Regions from separate parts of the Homo sapiens genome. Here region 1 is linked to region 2. The links are chromatin loops, found by intact Hi-C in ENCODE. Cell type or tissue: Caco-2. All regions are shown on one strand. Links, peaks and the distances in the headings refer to the core of each region. The heading gives the core; the rest is flanking DNA.

Region 1 (8,744 bases), core at 539-8,538, 140 kb after region 2:
ACCTGCATTCCTTGGCTTGTGACACCTTGTGGTGCCAAGCCCCAGTAGACTCCAATGGGGAGGACCCCATGTTCAAAAGGCCAAAGAAGAGACCTGGAGCCAGTAAATAAGACATGGGGTTTTATCGAGAGCTTACAAACAGGGAAGTGAGTCCAGTGGCAGCAGGCTGGGCAGAAGAACTGCAAGCACTTATAAAAGGCATGCAGTCTATATAGCATTTTCACTTAGCGCCCTCCCCCAAACAATCTTCACCTGGCAAACTTCATTTTACCCAAAATAAAAGGCCTTGATCCCCTATACAGCCTGCATTCCATGGGCCAGGCCGGGGTCTCAGATGTTCCTCATAAATAAGGAATGGATCTCCAGGGTGGTCGCTACTCCCGGATTTCTTAGCCTGGGACTCCGAACACACATTCAGGTGCATCTGCCATACGGAGTGTATTAGTCCATTTTCACACTGCTATAAAGATACTACCGGAGACTGGGTAACTTATAAAGGAAAGAGGTTGAATTGACTCACAGTTCCGCATGGCTGGAGAGGCCTCAGGAAACTTACAGTCATGGTGGAAAGCAAAGGGGAAGCAAGGCACATCTACCATGGTAGCAGGAGAGAGAGGCCGCAAAGGAGAAGTGCCACACTTTTAAACCATCAGATCACATGAGAACTCACTATCATGAGAACAGCATGGGGGAAACTGCCCCCACAATCCAATCACCTCCCACCAGGTCCCTCCCTCCACATGTGGGGATTACAATCCGAGAAGAGATTTGGGTGGGGACCCAAAGCCAAACCATATCAGAGGGTCATTGTTAGTGTATGCTCAAGTCAAGTTATCACCGTCAGGTGCGTTTATCATACACACCTTCCTCCATCTTCAAAGCCAACAGCATAGCATCTTCTAGTCTCTCTCTCTGTCTCTCTCTATCTCTGTCTCTCTCTCTCTCTGTCTCTCTCTCTCTGTCTGTCTGTCTGTCTCTCTCTCTCTCTCTCTCTCTCTCTCTGTGCTTCCATCGTCACAGAACCTTTTTCTTTCTTATAAGGACCACTGTGATTACACCGGGCCCATCTAGCTAATCCAGGATAATTTCCCCATACGATTTCTAACTTAATCATATCAGCAAAGTCCCTTTTACTATGTGAAAAGTATCATATTCACAGGTTCCAGGGATTAGAACGTGGACATTTTGGAGGGGACATTGTTCAGCCTACCACAGTGACTATCTCAGGCTATATAAATGAAGGTATTATGCTCAGAAAAAAGAAGGTGATGGAGTCTGTTCCTTTCTATCCTGGAGTCTGTTCACTCCTAGGGACTTCATCTTCAAAGGAATGGAGAGCACCTATTACAAAGCAAACACGGTATTATTTTATTATAACATTAAATAAATGTTGGAGAAAGTGTCGGAAAACAAATCTTCCTACAGGTAGTTGGAAGCAGCGTCAATTATTTTAAAAATTTTGGAGGGTAATCTGGCAACATACAGCAAAAGTTTCTCAGATGTTCATTTCTATTGATCTAGAGATTTTACTTCCGCAGATTTATCCTAAGGAAATAAACATGAACATGTGCAAAGATTTACTGACAAGGATATTCACCAAAGTACTTTCAAAGTCATAAGAAGAAAGTAAATTGGGAGGAAAAACTAACTTCCTCAAAGTTGAAATAAACTCTGGTACATTTGTTTTAAAATATATCTAAAACCTACTTAGCCATTCATCACGTTGTAGAGGAATATTTAACAACATGAAAAGAGGTTTTCCATATCCCAAGAAATGACCTAGCAGGTTATATGTCAGTGTGCAGAGTCTGTTTCTTATTTGCAAAATACAATCATATCAGTTTTAAGTTCCTACTGGAAACAGCACTCAACTAGGACAACGGGAGGATGGGTCATTGACAAAGGGGTAGGAGCAGGGAACTAAAAGGCCAGCACAGGAGCTCAAAGCTAGTAAGTAGCAAAGGGCCCAGGGCAGAAGCCACTGCAGGCACAACAGAGAAGTGTTAAGTAGGCTGCCCTGAGAGGGACAAATCAGCCCCAGGCAACTCCACAGGGAGGAATCAGGGACATAAACAACTTGACCTCTCTCCTCTGTTAGATCTGTGCCCTGAGCACCTCACTGTCTAAACCCAGCAGAAACCCAGGGACACAGAAGCCCCTGTGCAAGTGTGGCCCACTGTAGCCCAACCTCTTGGGCAGAGAGAAGAAGGGGACACAACACCAGCACAACCACATGTGTGCCACATGCATAAAACTAATGGAGGAAGAGCCATCAGAAGGTCAAAGGGGCTCATGTCTTGGCCGCTTACTCACAGGTGAATTTTTGTTTTCCTCTTCTTACCTTTCTGCATAGTCTATGATGGACGTATAGTACTTTTGGAATCACAGATGAAAGCCACCCGTGTTGAAATAAATTCACAACCCATTATAGTATGCTCATGGTAGGGCCGTGAAGAAAACCAACACTGGCCCCACTGCAAGAGCTGGGGACATTTTTCTGGTGTGTGAGAGAGGAGGCTTAGCTATTTTCAACAATCCGAAAGTCAGTCCTATGGAGGAGGGATTAGATTTGGTCTGCAGTTAGCCCAGGACCAAAAGGCAAAATGACAGGCGGGCAGATGCCAATCAGCCTGATTAAAGCTGCCTGGAAATAGCACATGTTTCCTCAAGCATTCCTGAGCTGTCTGGTCCTGAGGACAATTTAAGCAGAAGCCAGAAAACTTCCTGGTGGACATTCTGTAGAGGTACCTGAAGGATCAGATGGAGCTTTGTACTAGACAAACTTCCAAGTATCTTCTAGGACAAAAGAGAGTAAATTACTATTTTAAAGTATATAACAATGGTGACTGTCATAATTTATTTAATAGTGCTTGCTCTGGTTTTAGGGGTGGAGCAAGGTGGGAAGGGGTGTTTAAGTGAATTCTTGTTATCTCAGACATTTAGCTCCAAGAAAAAGTCTCTCACGAAAAGTATACTGGTAAAAACACTTAGACAGAAAACTCAAATTGGCATAACCAAACAGCCTAGATGCCAAGCTTGGCTGGATCCAGGCACTCAAATGACACATCAAGGCCCGATATTTCTCCACGTCTTGGCTCATTCCTTTATCAGGCTCTCTCTTATGGGGAAAGGGTGTCAACAGGCTCACATCCCCACCACTCCAAGTCCAGTGCAAAAGACAATACCTATTTGTAAATTCTTGGGCCTCAAGTCGTGAGATAAGCTCTATTTGAGCATGATTTGTTTATGGGTCAGCTATCTGTCCCTGAAATATTTACTTTGGCCAAAAGGATGCTACATTCTGGCCACCTCTGGTTCCTTCGGAATAATAGAGAGGAAATATGAAGCTGGCATTAAAAATAGCCTCATTTGGCCTGTAATCCCAGAACCTGGGGAGGCTAAGGCAGGTGGATTGCTTGATCCAGGAGTTCGAGACCAGCCTGGGCAACATGACTACCAAAAACCTAAAAATTATCCGGGCATGGTGGTGCAAGCCTGTAGTCCTACCTATTCAGGAGGCTGAAGTGGGAGGATCTCTTGAGCCTGGGAGGTCAAGGCTGCAGTGAGCTGTGATCAAGCCACTACACTCCAGCCTGGGAGACAGAGCGAGACCTTATCTCAAAAAATAAATAAAAAATAAATTAGTAAAAGTTTCATTCTAAGTTCTGAATGTTTTTCCCTCTGTGTGGGAATTTGACTCAAGCTCTTTTCAGCTATTGGTCTTGTTCTTCAAATGAAATCGCAAGCAGAGCTACTCTATCTGGAATAACTCAGAGAGTGGGTTGCTAAGGAAAAATTCCCAAGTTGTTGAGGCCACCAGAGAGGAAAGGAATAGCTTCAGGAACGCCACTCTGTGAGCACATCATGGATGCCTTGATTTCCCAACCTGGAGGCCAGCCCTTCTTGAAGTTCCATCTATTTGATATCAAAGGGTGCCTCTTCTCCACCTAAAATGATTGTAATTCTCTGGCCAACTGAGAAATTTTCAGTGCAATAAATTCAGAGAATTCTTGACTATAGGATAGTTCAGAGCCTTTAGTGTTTGAATCTGCATTGGGAATATCCAGAGGAAAACACCAAGTGCAGAATTTCTAAACCTACTTGATCATGAAATCATCTGAAGCATCTCTCGGGACTAGTATTCCCTGTAACAAACTCGGGGACACGCTGCTCTAGGGGAGACAGTTTTTCTGACCCTGCCCTACCCTGCCCTGCCCATCATTTTCATCGGGATCACAAAGTAATAAAAGATTACTGAGAAAGGCAGGCTTTGTTCCTCCATCACCTCTCTGGAATGTTTAGAAATGAATATAATAACACAGAGATAAGACCCATCAAATCCCTGGCTTGTCAAAAGAAATCCTTTCTCCATCCAACCTGTTACATGGTTGCTGGAATCAAATTGCAAAAATCCTACACTAACTCCAGCTCCAGTCAGAGAAGAGACCACTGGTGGACTACCCCAAGAGGACTTTTGGCCGCCACGGGAACTCGCAGTCACCTCTGGCAAACCTCTGTCTGCAGCTGCAGAAGATCAAGTCAGGCTCACATCTGTTCCCCAGACACCCCACACTCCACCCCAGCTTCCCTGTCCAACAAAGCCTGGCCAGGTTTTCACAGTTAATCCCTCCAGGCCCCCAGCTCATCTTCTCCCTTCTTACTCCTAAGAATTCTCAGAGATCAAAGCCAAAGGCTTGTTTGCATAACATTCCACAGAACACCTTAAATTCCCAGCTTGAAAGGAGGCTGAAAGAAGGTCACACATACTCTATTGTTGAAATACTTAAACAGCAAGACATGACCAAAGTGTTAACATATGAACCAGCATCATCTCTCTGGACTTTGGGGGTCCTGTGAAGTGAGGGCCTTCCCCCAGTAAGTCAAATATAAGCATCTGATGAGAAGTCAACTAGAATTCTCCTTGGAGGTCACTCTGAGTTGACTCAGGCAATACACTGATTCTGAGATGGAAATTGAGAGCTACTGCCATAACCCAACGGGTCAGCCTTCAAATTCAAATGAGGCCTGAAATGTTCATTCCGGATGGCCCCTCTGATCCATTCAGTTCCCTGTTCTTCCTCCCCACGGTCTTGGTTCACAAAATAATATGGCTTTTTAGAACAGAAAGGTCATCTAGTCTGGAGATTTTCAAACTTTCTGGCAGCAGCAAAAAAAAATTGCAGACACAATCTTACACAGGGCTCTAATTTAAAGCAAATAAATTTGGGGTCTCTGAAGGAGGGTAAGAGTGAGCATAGAAGGATTTTCACCTTCTCAGTCACCCCTCCACCATAGTGGCTTTGGGCTCCCACAGCTTGAAAAGTCCCTGATATTGTCCAACGCCTTCAGATTACACGAACGCTGAGGACCCAGAGAAGGAAAGGGAACTTCCCAGTCTCACGTGGTACACACTACAGAGCCCACTGAAATCCAGGTTTCAATTCCTGGGCAAAGCTATCTTCTCCTTCCAAACAGCTGATGCCACCACAATCAACCAAGTCTCTCTCTTGTGCTCCAAACCTTAAGTACTCATTGGAGCTCATACCTTTGCTCTTCACTTCAAAACAGTCTCCAACATGGTCAGTCCTACTTTCAGAATGTCCCTTTTCTGTTCTCACCATCACCACCTTTCTTACTGAGAAACACCAGGGACCCGGCATCTGTCCCTCCTACCCTCAGCCCCCGTGCCCAGGCTCTGCAGTTGCTAGATCCTGTTTCCTAACCTTGGTTAACCATTAAAATCACCTAGGAGCTTATTAAAAATATAAATTCCTGGGCCCAGCACTAGACCTAATGAATCAGCATTTCCAAGCGTGGGTCCAAGAATCTGTGATTTAAATAAGTACCCCTAGATAATTGATGATTGGCTAGCTTTGGGAAGCATTACATTCAACGAGGTTGTGTTCCTTATTCATATCCATCACCCAAAGCAAAGGAATTTTCACATTAAATCACAGCCGTCTTTGCTGGTGTAACTTCTCTGGACACCTGTTTGGAATTATGGAGGGAATGGTCTCTGCAAAACCCTTCCCTCATGTATTCTAAAGACACAACCACAGACATGAGCAAAGATGTACCTGTTATGATGCTCACTGCTGCACTAAAGAATGGAAATGTTCACCAATGAGGGAATTGAGTCAATAAATTTTGGTATATACATGCAATCTTATACATTTACTAAAAAATATTTAGAATATTAATAACATGCAAATATGTTCACATTCTATGAATATAAACACAACATGCTACAAGAGTCAATGTACAATAGGATTCTATTTTTTCATATGCATAAAATAACTAAAAAGAGAAACAAGAACATATTAATGATATCTCTAGAATGGTGGTGGGAATAGTGGCATTGTTTATTTCCTTACTTGTATTTCTTTCAATCTTCCAAAATGGCTATAGAGATCATGGATTTCGGCATCTATACAAAAACAAAGCTACCTTGAAACTATCTTGAGAGGAGAAAAAAAGAGCAAGTTAGAGGATCGAGATGATGGTTTAAGATGCGTTACTGTTTATAATCTTATCCATACCACTTAAAGTGACAAACAAGAGTTTTCTTGTTTTGCTGTTGTTATTGTTTTAAGTATAACTTCATAAAAGCTCTGGACAACAGGAAGGCATACCAGCCATAGGGCAGATATCATAAGAAATTCCTGGCATGCAGAAAGCTAATGGGGTCCCTAGATATTTGAGGAAAATCAATAATGTGAAGGAAGAGAATAAAAACAAAATCTCTTAGTATGTAGGTAAAAGAGACAGGTTTTAAATAAGAAAGAAAACATATTTGAAGAACGTATCCAAAAATCTAACTTCCATCCATTGGGAGGAGAAAACAGAGAAAATGGTGAAAAGGGAGAAAAACAAAAGAACTAATGGGGGAGGAGGGGAATGGTCAATGGAAGAAACAGCATTCAGATTAAAATAGCCTACTGAGTAGATAATACAATAATAGTAAAGCTGAACTGTTTCAGAGCAAGACACTGAGCTAAATGGTTTACATGCAGTATGTATTTTCATCTTTGTAGCAACCCTGTGAGTTCCCAACTCATAATTTCTCCCACGGTACAGATGAGAAAACTGTTTAGAGAGACTAAAATCACTTGCCCAAGTATAGACAGCTACTAATTAATGGAGCCATATGCTTGATGAAATTTTAGTACACCTAAGATATTCTAAGAACTTTCTTTCTTTTCCAGAAAGAAAAGAGCCTCATCTTTAAGAAATAAGAAATACATAGAAATAAAACTCTTCTTCAGCAATACTGGATTTTAAAAGGCAAAAGATTTATTCATTCTGAAGAGAAACCAGACTGGATTTTAGAAAAAAGCACCAAAGTCACAGAGAAAATTATTTTGAACCTAGAATACTATATGCAGCAAAAACAACAACTATAAAATGAAGACATTTTTAATCATTAAGTACTCAAAATGTTTGCATCCAGACTCTCACTGGAGAATGAGTCAAGAATTCTATAAATTAATTAATTAATTCCAAAACAGAAGGGTGTGGGATTTGAGAAATAATGGTTAACAAATCAATGAATAAAACATAATTTAGTCTAAATAAATACTGTAATATAATGCTAAAAGGAGAAGGAAAAAAAAAGGAAAAAGAAGGAAGATGGAGAGGAGAAGAAGGAGGAGGAGGAAAAGAAGAAGAAATAAACCCCCGATAATTATAGCATGTAAGGGGATAAAAGCTGAGGAGGAAAAGTAATAGTGTGCTAAAGTCAAAGAAGAAAAGATAAGAAAATTATGTTATTTATAAATAAATAATAATAAAGACAACATATGAAAGTATGTAGAAACATAGCTAAGGTATTTCTTAGAGAAAAATTTCTGAGTGTGTGTGTGCATGTGTATTGTGTGTGCCTGGGTGTGTGTATCACTCATTCATACACACACACACACACACACACAAACTTAATATTTAATTAACAAGGCCAGGCATGGTGGCTCACGCCTATAATCCCAGCACTTTGGGAGACCGAGATGGGCTGATTACTTGAGGTTGGGAGTTGGAGACCAGCCTGGCCAACATGGTGAAACCCTGCCTCTACTAAAAATACAAAAATTATCCAGGTGTGGTAGTGGGCACCTGTAATCCCAGCTACTTGGGAGGTGGAGGTAGGAAAATCACTTGAACCCGGGAGTTGGAGGTTGTGATGAGCCAAAATTGTGCCACTACACTCCAGCCTGGGCAAAAGAGGGAGACCACCTCAAAAAAAAATGTATATATATATATATTCTTAATCAACAAGGCATGACATCAGTGGAAATAGTGGAGTAAGGACCTCTGAAAGTCTTCTCCTCCATTAAAGAAATAAAAATGCTGGTAGAAATGGTCAAAATCAGCATTTTCAGAACTGTGGAAGTTAACCAGCAGTTGCGGAAATCCATGAGGCATTTATTCAAGAAAATGGCTGAGTCTCAGTAAGAACAGCAAGCTTTGTGGCATTTTAACTTCCTGACTCCTTCTCTCTAGCCCCATAGTAGCTTTGAAAATTGACAGTCCTCCAGACAGTCCTGCAAACAGCCCTGAAAACCAGCAGCCTAACAGCCACTCCAAGAGATAAAATGAGGTTGAATGTTCTCCAGAATCCCCTTCAGAGAAGTGTCATAATTTGTCATATCTGGCATTTTCCTGGAAAATCCCACCACCAGCATTTGTCTTTATTTGACCTGCCTCAGAGCTTGCTCAGTACGAACAGCGTTTCCCTAAGCTTCTATCCAAAA
Region 2 (8,744 bases), core at 259-8,258:
ACAGCACTGCTTTAGAACAGCTTGGCCCTGCAGAAGACATTTGTCAATGTCTGGAGATTGTTTTTTTTTTTTTTTTTTTTTGAGAGAGAGAGTCTCGCTCTGTCGCCCAGGCTGGAGTGCAGTGGCGCAATCTCGGCTCACTGCAAGCTCTGCCTCTCGGGTTCACACCATTCTCCTGCCTCAGCCTTCCGAGTAGCTGGGACTACAGGCGCCCGCCACCACACCTGGCTAATTTTTTTTGTATTTTTAGTAGAGACGGGGTTTCACCGTGTTAGCCAGGATGGTCTCGATCTCCTGACCTTGTGATCTGCCCGCCTTGGCCTCCCAAAGTGCTGGGATTACAGGCGTGAGCCACCGTGCCCTGCCTGTCTAGAGACATTTTTGATTGTCATGACTGAGGTTGGGGGGCGTGCTACTAGCATATATTGGAAAGAGGGCAGGGATGCTGCTGAACATCTTACAATGCACCAGACAGACCCATCACAAAGAATTACCTGGCCCAAAATGTCAACAGTCGACAAGGTCTGATAAAGCAAATTCTCCTCTCTGCTATAAACCCTACTGGCTTCCTTTTTTTTTCTCTCTCTCTCTCTCTTTCCCTCTCCCCACCCTCCATCCTCTGATAGGCCCTAGTGTGTGTTCCTCTCTGTGTCCATGTGTTCTCATCATTTAGCTCCCACTTATAAGTGAGAAAATGCAGTATTAGGTTTTCTTTTCCTGTGTTAGTTTGCTAAGGATAATGGCCTCTAGCTCCATCCATATTCCTGCAAAGGACATGATCTCATTCTTTTTTGTGACTGTATAGTATGCCATGGTGTACTGTGGCGGGATAATCAGAGATAGGAGAGACTGAAGAGAGTGAGTTCAGGAAAGGTCTTTATTAAAAGGTGATCACCTGGCTTAGTAGGACTAGCATCCAGGAAAGTCTGAGCCCCGGACAAAGAAAGCAGCCACCTTTTAAGCAGTCAGTGGTGATGCAGGAAGCATACTTACAGAAGCGAGAACAAAGGCAGTTGATCAGTCTTTTTTTTGAGACGGAGTCTCGCTCTGTTGCCCAGGCTGGAGTGCAGTAGCGCGGTCTCAGCTCACTGCAAGCTCCACCTCCTGGGTTCATGCCATTCTCCTGTCTCAGCCTCCCGAGTAGCTGGGACTACAGGCACCCGCCACCATGTCTGGCTAATTTTTTGTATTTTTAGTACAGACGGGGTTTCGCCGTGTTAGCCAGGATGGTCTCGATTTCCTGACCTCGTGATCCGCCCACTTCAGCCTCCCAAAGTGCTGGGATTACAGGCGTGAGCCACCGCACCCGGTGATCAGTCTTTTACATTTATCTATACTATATGTTCTACATCCTTAGGAAGCCATGTTTCTGTATCAACCTTGTAACTTTACAGCTGTGCTAGGCAGGTGACGCAGGAACTCACTGAGCCTCAAGGAATGTGAAACTGGGGAGTATGGGTAAGGCTCACTGAGCACGGAAGGAAAAACAGGCAGGCAGTATTCTTCTCTAACTTAGACTACGGGGTTGGGGGTGGGTACACTACACTTAGCTTTTGAAGGAAAAAGTAAAAATTTCTTGGTTGTCTTTGATTGTACTTGTAAAATTCATAAATTCCTTCTTCAGTATATGTACCACATTCTATTATTGCCTTTCTTTTAAGGTTGATTTTCCTCCTGATAGAGAGATGGCTGCCTGTAGCTATCTTCCTTGTTCTTGTCTACTGGGAAAAGACTGGACTCTCTTAAATCCAAAGAAGAATTTTCTCCCCTAGACTGATTCAAATTTCAGGGACTTATTTCTGTGATCAGCAGACACGTACTGTTTGCATTAAACTAAACTGTTTGTATGAACTGCATAGTGTCAGAGGTGTTTGAACCAGAGTGACTCCATCTTGAATAGGTGCTGGGTAAAATGAGGCTGAGACCTAATGGGCTGCATTCCCAGGAGGTTAGGCATTCTTAGTCACAGGATGAGATAGGGGGACAGCAGAAGATACAGGTCACAACGACCTTGATGAGAAAACAGGATTCGGTAAAGAAACCGGCCAAAACCCACCAAAACCAAAATGGCAATGAAAGTGATCTCTGATTGTTCTCAGTGCTCATTATACACTGATTATAATGCATTAGCATGCTAAAAGACACTCCCACCAGTATCATGACAGTTTACCCTACATGGTCTAAAAAGAGGAGGAACCCTCAGTTCAGGGAATTGCCCACCCCTTTCCCAGAAAATTCATGAATAATTCACCCTTTGTTTAGTATATAATCAAGATATAAGTTTACTCTCAGTCAAGCAGCCCATGCTGCTGCTCTGCCTATGGAGTAGGCATTCTTTTATTCTTTTACCTTTTTTTTTTTTTTTTTTTTGAGATAGAGTCTCGCTCTGTCACCCAGGCTGGAGTGGAAAGGCATGATCTCGGCTCACTGCAACCTCCGCCACCCAGGTTCAAGCAATTGTCTGCCTCAGCCTCCCGAGTAGCTGGGATTACAGACGCCTGCCACCCAGCTAATTTTTTTTTTTTTTAATCTTTAGTAGAGACGGGGTTTCACCATCTTGCTCAGGCTGGTCTTAAACTCCTGACCTCGTGTTCTACCCACCGCGGCCTCCCAAAGTGCTGGGATTATAGGCGTGAGCCACTGCGCCCAGCCCCTTTCTTTTGCTTTCTTAATAAACTTGCTTTCACTTTATGGACTTGCCCCAAATTCTTTCTTGCACGAGGTCCAAGAACCTTCTTTTGGTGTCTTGATCGGGACCCCTTTCTGGTAACAATAGTAAAAGGTATACTTCTGTTATTACTCTCTGAAAGAGCTCTGGTATTAAAACAATTGTTACAAAGAGTGATGGCTACCCACAAGAAACATGTAGCTCTCATACAGTTACTTCAACAAAGTGCTTTAAGTAATTATTAATATTTTCCATTATCAAATAAAGATGCTTTCTTTCCCAACACTGCACTGGCAAAACAGTATGTTCTCATTAACTGAGGTTTAAACAATTAGTTTTATTTCTCCCCATACCTAGTATCCAAATATCTATTTACTTGGTTATAAGACCAAACAATTTTTGTTATCGCTTATTCTTCAGATGAAATTCAATAAACCATGCATGACATTTTTAATTAAACTGATTTTCAGAAAGTGCATAGAAGTGATGTGGGGAACAGCAGGAGGATGAACTGCAGGGTATAAACAGAAAGAGCTGTTCTCCATTTTTAACCAAATCAATATTCAATAATCTTAGTGCCTTGAAAAGCTACAAATAGGGACGTAACATGAGACTTTATAGAAGAGGGAAAAAAAAAGATGTGCTTTAATCTTTTTCTTTGCAGAAGACGACCCAAGATTTTTGAAGACACAAAGACAAATGTGCCTTGTGTTAAACTGATCAGACATCAAGTTAAATCTCCTCAGAAAGGTGCTCATTCGGGGAACTTCTGCTCACTCATTTTTTTTTTTTTTTTTCTTGAGATGGATTTTTTTTTTTCCAGGCTGGAGTGCAATGGCGCGATTTCGGCCCACCGCAACCTCTGCCTCCCAGGTTCATGTGATTCTCCTGCCTCAGCCTCCCGAATAGCTGGGATTACAGGCATGTGCCACCATGCCCGGCTAATTTTGTATTTTTAGTAGAGACAGGTTTCTCCATGTTGGTCAGGCTGGTCTTGAACTCCCAACCTCAGGTGATCCACCCACCTCAGCCTGCTCACTCATTTTAAACACATCCATGTCGGTTCGCATTTTTCTTTCTCTTAAGTTATCTACCACCGTCTCCTTAAAGTTTCCTATAATTGAAAATGTACCACCTGGGCTAAAGAGAGACCATTCTCAACCTCAGTTTCTCCCCCAAGCCTCACCTTGAGCACCCACCTGCCCTCTTCTCTCATCCCCCCAGGCCCATATTCTAAACATGTGACCATCAGCATAGGATGTAGTAACTGCCTAACTGGGAAATCCACTCTGGTGAAGAGGCCCACTACCCTCTTTTCAGCTGTTCAATCCACTCACTTCCCCTAAAGGGAAGTTAAAGGAAGCTCTATTTTTGGTTAGGGTAATGCTAACTGCTGTATTAACAAAGAAACCCCACAACTCCAACGGCTTAACAATAAAAATGTAGCTCTCACTCACTTAACACTTCAGTGTGTTCGCTCTGGTTGGAGTGGAGGAGGAAGGCCTGGAGGGAGGTCTGGACAGGAGTAGGCTCTACCCTTTTCCCACAGGCAGTGTCCAGCTCTCCTGGGGTGTCACTCCCCAAGGGCAGGTAAGGAAGACACATGCACTGCTTAGCCACCTCTGCCTGGGTGCCGCCAACATCATTTCCATTCATAGGTGAAACTAAGTAACATCCCTGGCTAAGCAGCTGCTTCTCAGGAAGCATCCTGTACCATGGAAGGGCCCATGAATTTTGAGTGGACAGTGGCTTTCTCCGCCGCAGATGTCAAAGCAGCATTACTTCATGGGTCCCACCCAAGGACAGAGAAGGACAAGTCTAAAATGTAAAGTCAGTTATTCTAAAAGCCTGATGCCTATTCCTTAAACTGCATATTTGTCCCTTGCAACAGGAGATGACACATTTTCCAAATATTGTCAACGGTAATGTTCAAAGGCAACAGGAGTTAAAAGAATGAACTTTGAGTTCACGCAAGCTGGTTATAAATCCTAGCTCTGCTCCTGCTTTCTAAATGACCCTGGGCAAATTGCTGAACCTCTCATCCTGATTCCTTATCTCTGAGAAGAGGATATTAATATGTACTTAAGTCAAATTATTGGGATTATTAAATGAAACCATGTATTTGAAGTGCTTAGCCTGTGCTGAGCTTACAGAGCTTACAGTAATGTTTGATAAATGATAGCTCTGGCTAGTAAATGGTCTAATTTATGTGACGAAAATTGTTATTTTAATCAACAGAACCCTTTTGAACCCTGGTTCAAATGAATAATGGTAAACCCAGTCTCCTTAAAGATTCAAGGAACAATTAAAATTCTAACAGAATTGAATTAGAATTGGTTTAAAAGAGAAGACTCTTCTTTGAAAAACACATTTAAAACACTGTCTTCCTTTTAGTTCTACGAACCTCAAATCAAAGAACTTCAAGGTATGAAACAAAACACGTTTGTTTGGCTTCGCTTACTTTGTTGGGATTATTCATGTGTGCATGTGTGTAAATTACTGCCTTCTTCAGCTGAATTGTCCATGCAAATTTCTCATACCCTCAGAGAGATCATTAATTCATGAGATTTTTATAACTTAAAATCTGAAGAAAAGATAATAAATGATGTTAGTACAAATGAAGCCAGATTCCCATCCTTTGATGTTCCAGAAGGATTCCATCAGCTTGCAGACATTTTCAGCCTGGCTGAATGTAAAACAATTGCCTCCTTCAGAGACAAATGCCAAAATGTGGAGTTCCGATATAAAACATTAGAACAATTCTATGACCATTTATGAGTTTGAACCTTTCTTCGGAATCTATTTCCAAAGTGATATTTTTTTTTAGTGATATTATTTTAGGCTCATATTCAAATAAAGCAACTTAACAAGAGTAAGCTTTTTGTCATGGCACAGAAGAAAAAAGCAAAAAAGACAAACGAAAAAGGACTGAGTCTTTGTGCACACAGTAGCTGTCACCTTGTCCCTCATTCCACATCGCTCCTCTTCTGATAATTAAGTCACTTAATGTGGCTTCCAATGGACTTTGTACCTAAACAATCCCTCACCGAATCTCAGAGGCCAGGAGAGAGAGGGACGGGGAATAGGATGGGGTAGGGACAGAGGATGGAGCCAGGGCTTTGCTGCAGAAAGGTCCCAAGTGAGAAGCCAAATGGCGGGTCATCAGAAAGGACCATGACCTGAGCCAGGAGCCCCAGCTCAGGATGTACATTTCAAAGACTTTAAATTCAAGAGCTGGTGGACACTGCAGCAGGATGGAAGTTGCGTGAGGAGCAGAGTTAAGAGGGTCCTGACTGGCTGCCATGACTAGCTGCAGAATACTCCCACACCTTGCCTTGGTGGCCCGTCAGCTACATAGCAAGCTGGTGCCTTGGGAAGCCTTCAGCGTTTTCTATAATACGAACGAATGGCCGGGCTTCATACCTTCTTTCTCCATGTGTCCATTGGGCACCAACATTTTACAAGTCTCTGTCCTGAGCCCTGGAGGTACTAAACTGAAAGAAAAGGTGCTCAGGTCAGAGAGAAATGAATTAACAGGCCGGGCGCGGTGGCTCACACCTGTAATCTCAGCACTTGGGGATGCCGAGGCGGGCGGATCACGAGGTCAGGAGTTCGAGACCAGCCTGACCAACATGGTAAACCCTGTCTCTACTAAAAATACAAAAATTAACCGGGTGTCGTGGCACCAGCCTGCAATCCCAGCTACTCAGGAGGCCGAGGCAGGAGAATCACTTGAATCTGGGAGGCAGAGGTTGCAGTGAGCCAAGATCTTACTGCTGCACTCCAGCCTGGGCAACAGAGGGAGACTCTGTCTCAAAAAAGAAAAAAAAAAGAAAAAGAAATGAATGAACAAATTGATGCAGTATAATGAGCAATGGGCACAGGGCATTCTGAGAGCACAGAAGAGAAGATATAAAGACAGCAAACAAGAGGCACTGCCAGGGGGAGGGTGACAGGGCTGAGCTGATTTTCTCAGTCATTCAGATCTCATAAGCAAATGGCTAAATAGCAGTCAGCTCATATCAGTTACCAATTTCGTTACAGCAAACCACCCAAGGCATTTATTGTGGCTCCCATAACAGGAGCCATGTTTTGTGGGTCAGCCATTTGGGGCTGGGCTCAGCTGAGCTGTTCTTTTGCTGTCTTGGCTAGGGACATTCATGTCCACAGTCATCTGATAGCTCAGCTGGCATGGGATGGTCTAGTATGACCAGGCTCACCTGCCTGGCTGTTGATGCTGTTTCCTGGGTTTCTCTTTGCATCGTTTTAGAATTCCAAGAGGGCAAGGCCTAAACTCAAGAGTTTATCAAACTTCAGCCTGTATCATGTTTACTAATGTCCAATTGACCAAAGCAAGTTATTTGGCCAAGCCTAGAGCAATGTGAAAGGAAACTACATAAGTAAGGGCATGCATACCAGTAGGTACAGTTCACAAGGGCTAGTATTTCAACACTCCACCATAGCTCTCTTCTCTGAGTTATCCTAGGTAGGTTATTAGGCACCCCTGAGGAACTCCAACTCCACTTATCTCCATCCTTCACAGGGGAACAAGCTCATTCAAGGGTCTAGGTCAGGAGTCATCTCTGCTGACAGCCAAAGCCTCCAAAGCTACCCCAGCTCCTAGCATAAGGATCCCTGGGGTCAAGATCGGGCCCAGGCCCCTCACAGCCTGCCTGGGCAGAGTCTCAGGAAGCATAGCCCTCAGGCCAACAGCCCCCAATCAACACACACCAGGAGAACAAAGGAAAAGAGAAAGTCCTGGGGAAGACGGATGTTTAGGAGAAGCAAAAAGAGGACTTAGTGGCCTTGAGGTCCCCTCGAACTCCAGACATGTAATTCCTAGAGGCATAAGTACCCAGTACATTCCTGTCTCAGCAAGACCCTGGATAGTAACCCCTACTCAAAAGGTCTCCCCCGTAACTCAGGTACACATACACACTTAACCATTCTTTACAAGAACATAGAATCTTGGTGTTGTGAACAACTAGGAAGGTTTTTTGTCTGAAATCTCATTGCTCTGCTGAGTAAACTGAGGCCCAAGGTGGTTAAGTGACCAACAAAATAAGTTCAGAACCAGGAGTGGGTGTAGCAAAAGGATTAAGAATACAGAATCTTAGGTCAGGCATGGTGGCTCATGCCCATAATCCCAGCACTTTGGGAGGCCAAGACAGGACAATCACTTGAGCCCAGGAATTTAAGATCAGCCTAGGCAACACAGTGAGACTCCATCTCTACAAAAATTTTAAAAATGAGCTGGCTATGGGGGCAGACACCTGTGGTTCTGGGTACTTGGGAGGCTGAGATGAGACGATTGCTTGAGCCCAGGGGGTCGAGGCTGCAGCGAGCCAGGATCGCACTAATGCACTCCAGCCCGGGTGACAGAGTCAGACCCTGTCTCAAATAAAGAGGAAAAAAAAGAATACAGACTCTTAGTTTGTTTTAGATATTAAAGATTAGCAATCCTTGAACAGTATGATAGCTCTGGGGTTTATTTCCATACCTGATTAAATAACAATGAATTTTTTTCTTTTAAATTTATCATTATAATTTTCATCAGCTATAACTGTTAGTTAAATGTAATTTACTGTATATTTCAAAATAGCTGGAAGACAAGACTTGTAATGTGTCCAGCACATGGAAAAGATAAATGTTTGAGGTGATGGATATCTCAATTACTCTGATGAGATCATTACACATTGTATACATGGATCAAAACACCAAATGTGCCCCAAAAATATGTACAATTTTAAGAATTTTTAAATACAAAAGAAAAGGAATTCACCAAAATTATGTCCACAGAAACTAGAAACATTTAATATATCTGTGATTAGAAGTATCAAATAATATGACGAAAAATTATTAGATATGAAAGATCTGATCTTTTTATTGTTTAATCTAGTGATTAGAAAACGTGAAATATTTAAATAATCTTATTTGAAATGAGTTTTATTCCTGGAGCTTATTTGACTATAACTTTTCACTTAGAAAAGAGTCACAGATAAATCACAAACCTCTGTTGGTCATAATCACTTTTCCATTCACATTAGTTTTTTTAAAAAAAAAATAACATTTTTAG

What was found. A loop is a pair of places that touch in the nucleus more often than their neighbours do. Peaks named below come from ENCODE experiments on the same cell type or tissue, not always from the same donor. Only the 100,000 strongest peaks of a DNase experiment are listed, where the experiment ranks them.
Region 1: it touches region 2 in a loop (9-fold over the local background); 1 of 110 quality-filtered maps calls a loop at or near these places.

What each region holds. Positions count from the first base shown.
Region 1 is chr15:93,196,497-93,205,240 of GRCh38, reverse strand. No RefSeq gene overlaps it. Among named protein-coding and RNA genes, the nearest start is that of RGMA, 110 kb to the right of the region's middle. In Caco-2, for the core only: no CTCF peak of the experiment used is centred there; a DNase peak (open chromatin) is centred at 4,580.
Region 2 is chr15:93,337,188-93,345,931 of GRCh38, reverse strand. The region is part of intron 5 of LOC105370982 (a long non-coding RNA gene); the gene reads right to left. Among named protein-coding and RNA genes, the nearest start is that of RGMA, 250 kb to the right of the region's middle. In Caco-2, for the core only: no CTCF peak of the experiment used is centred there; a DNase peak (open chromatin) is centred at 4,681.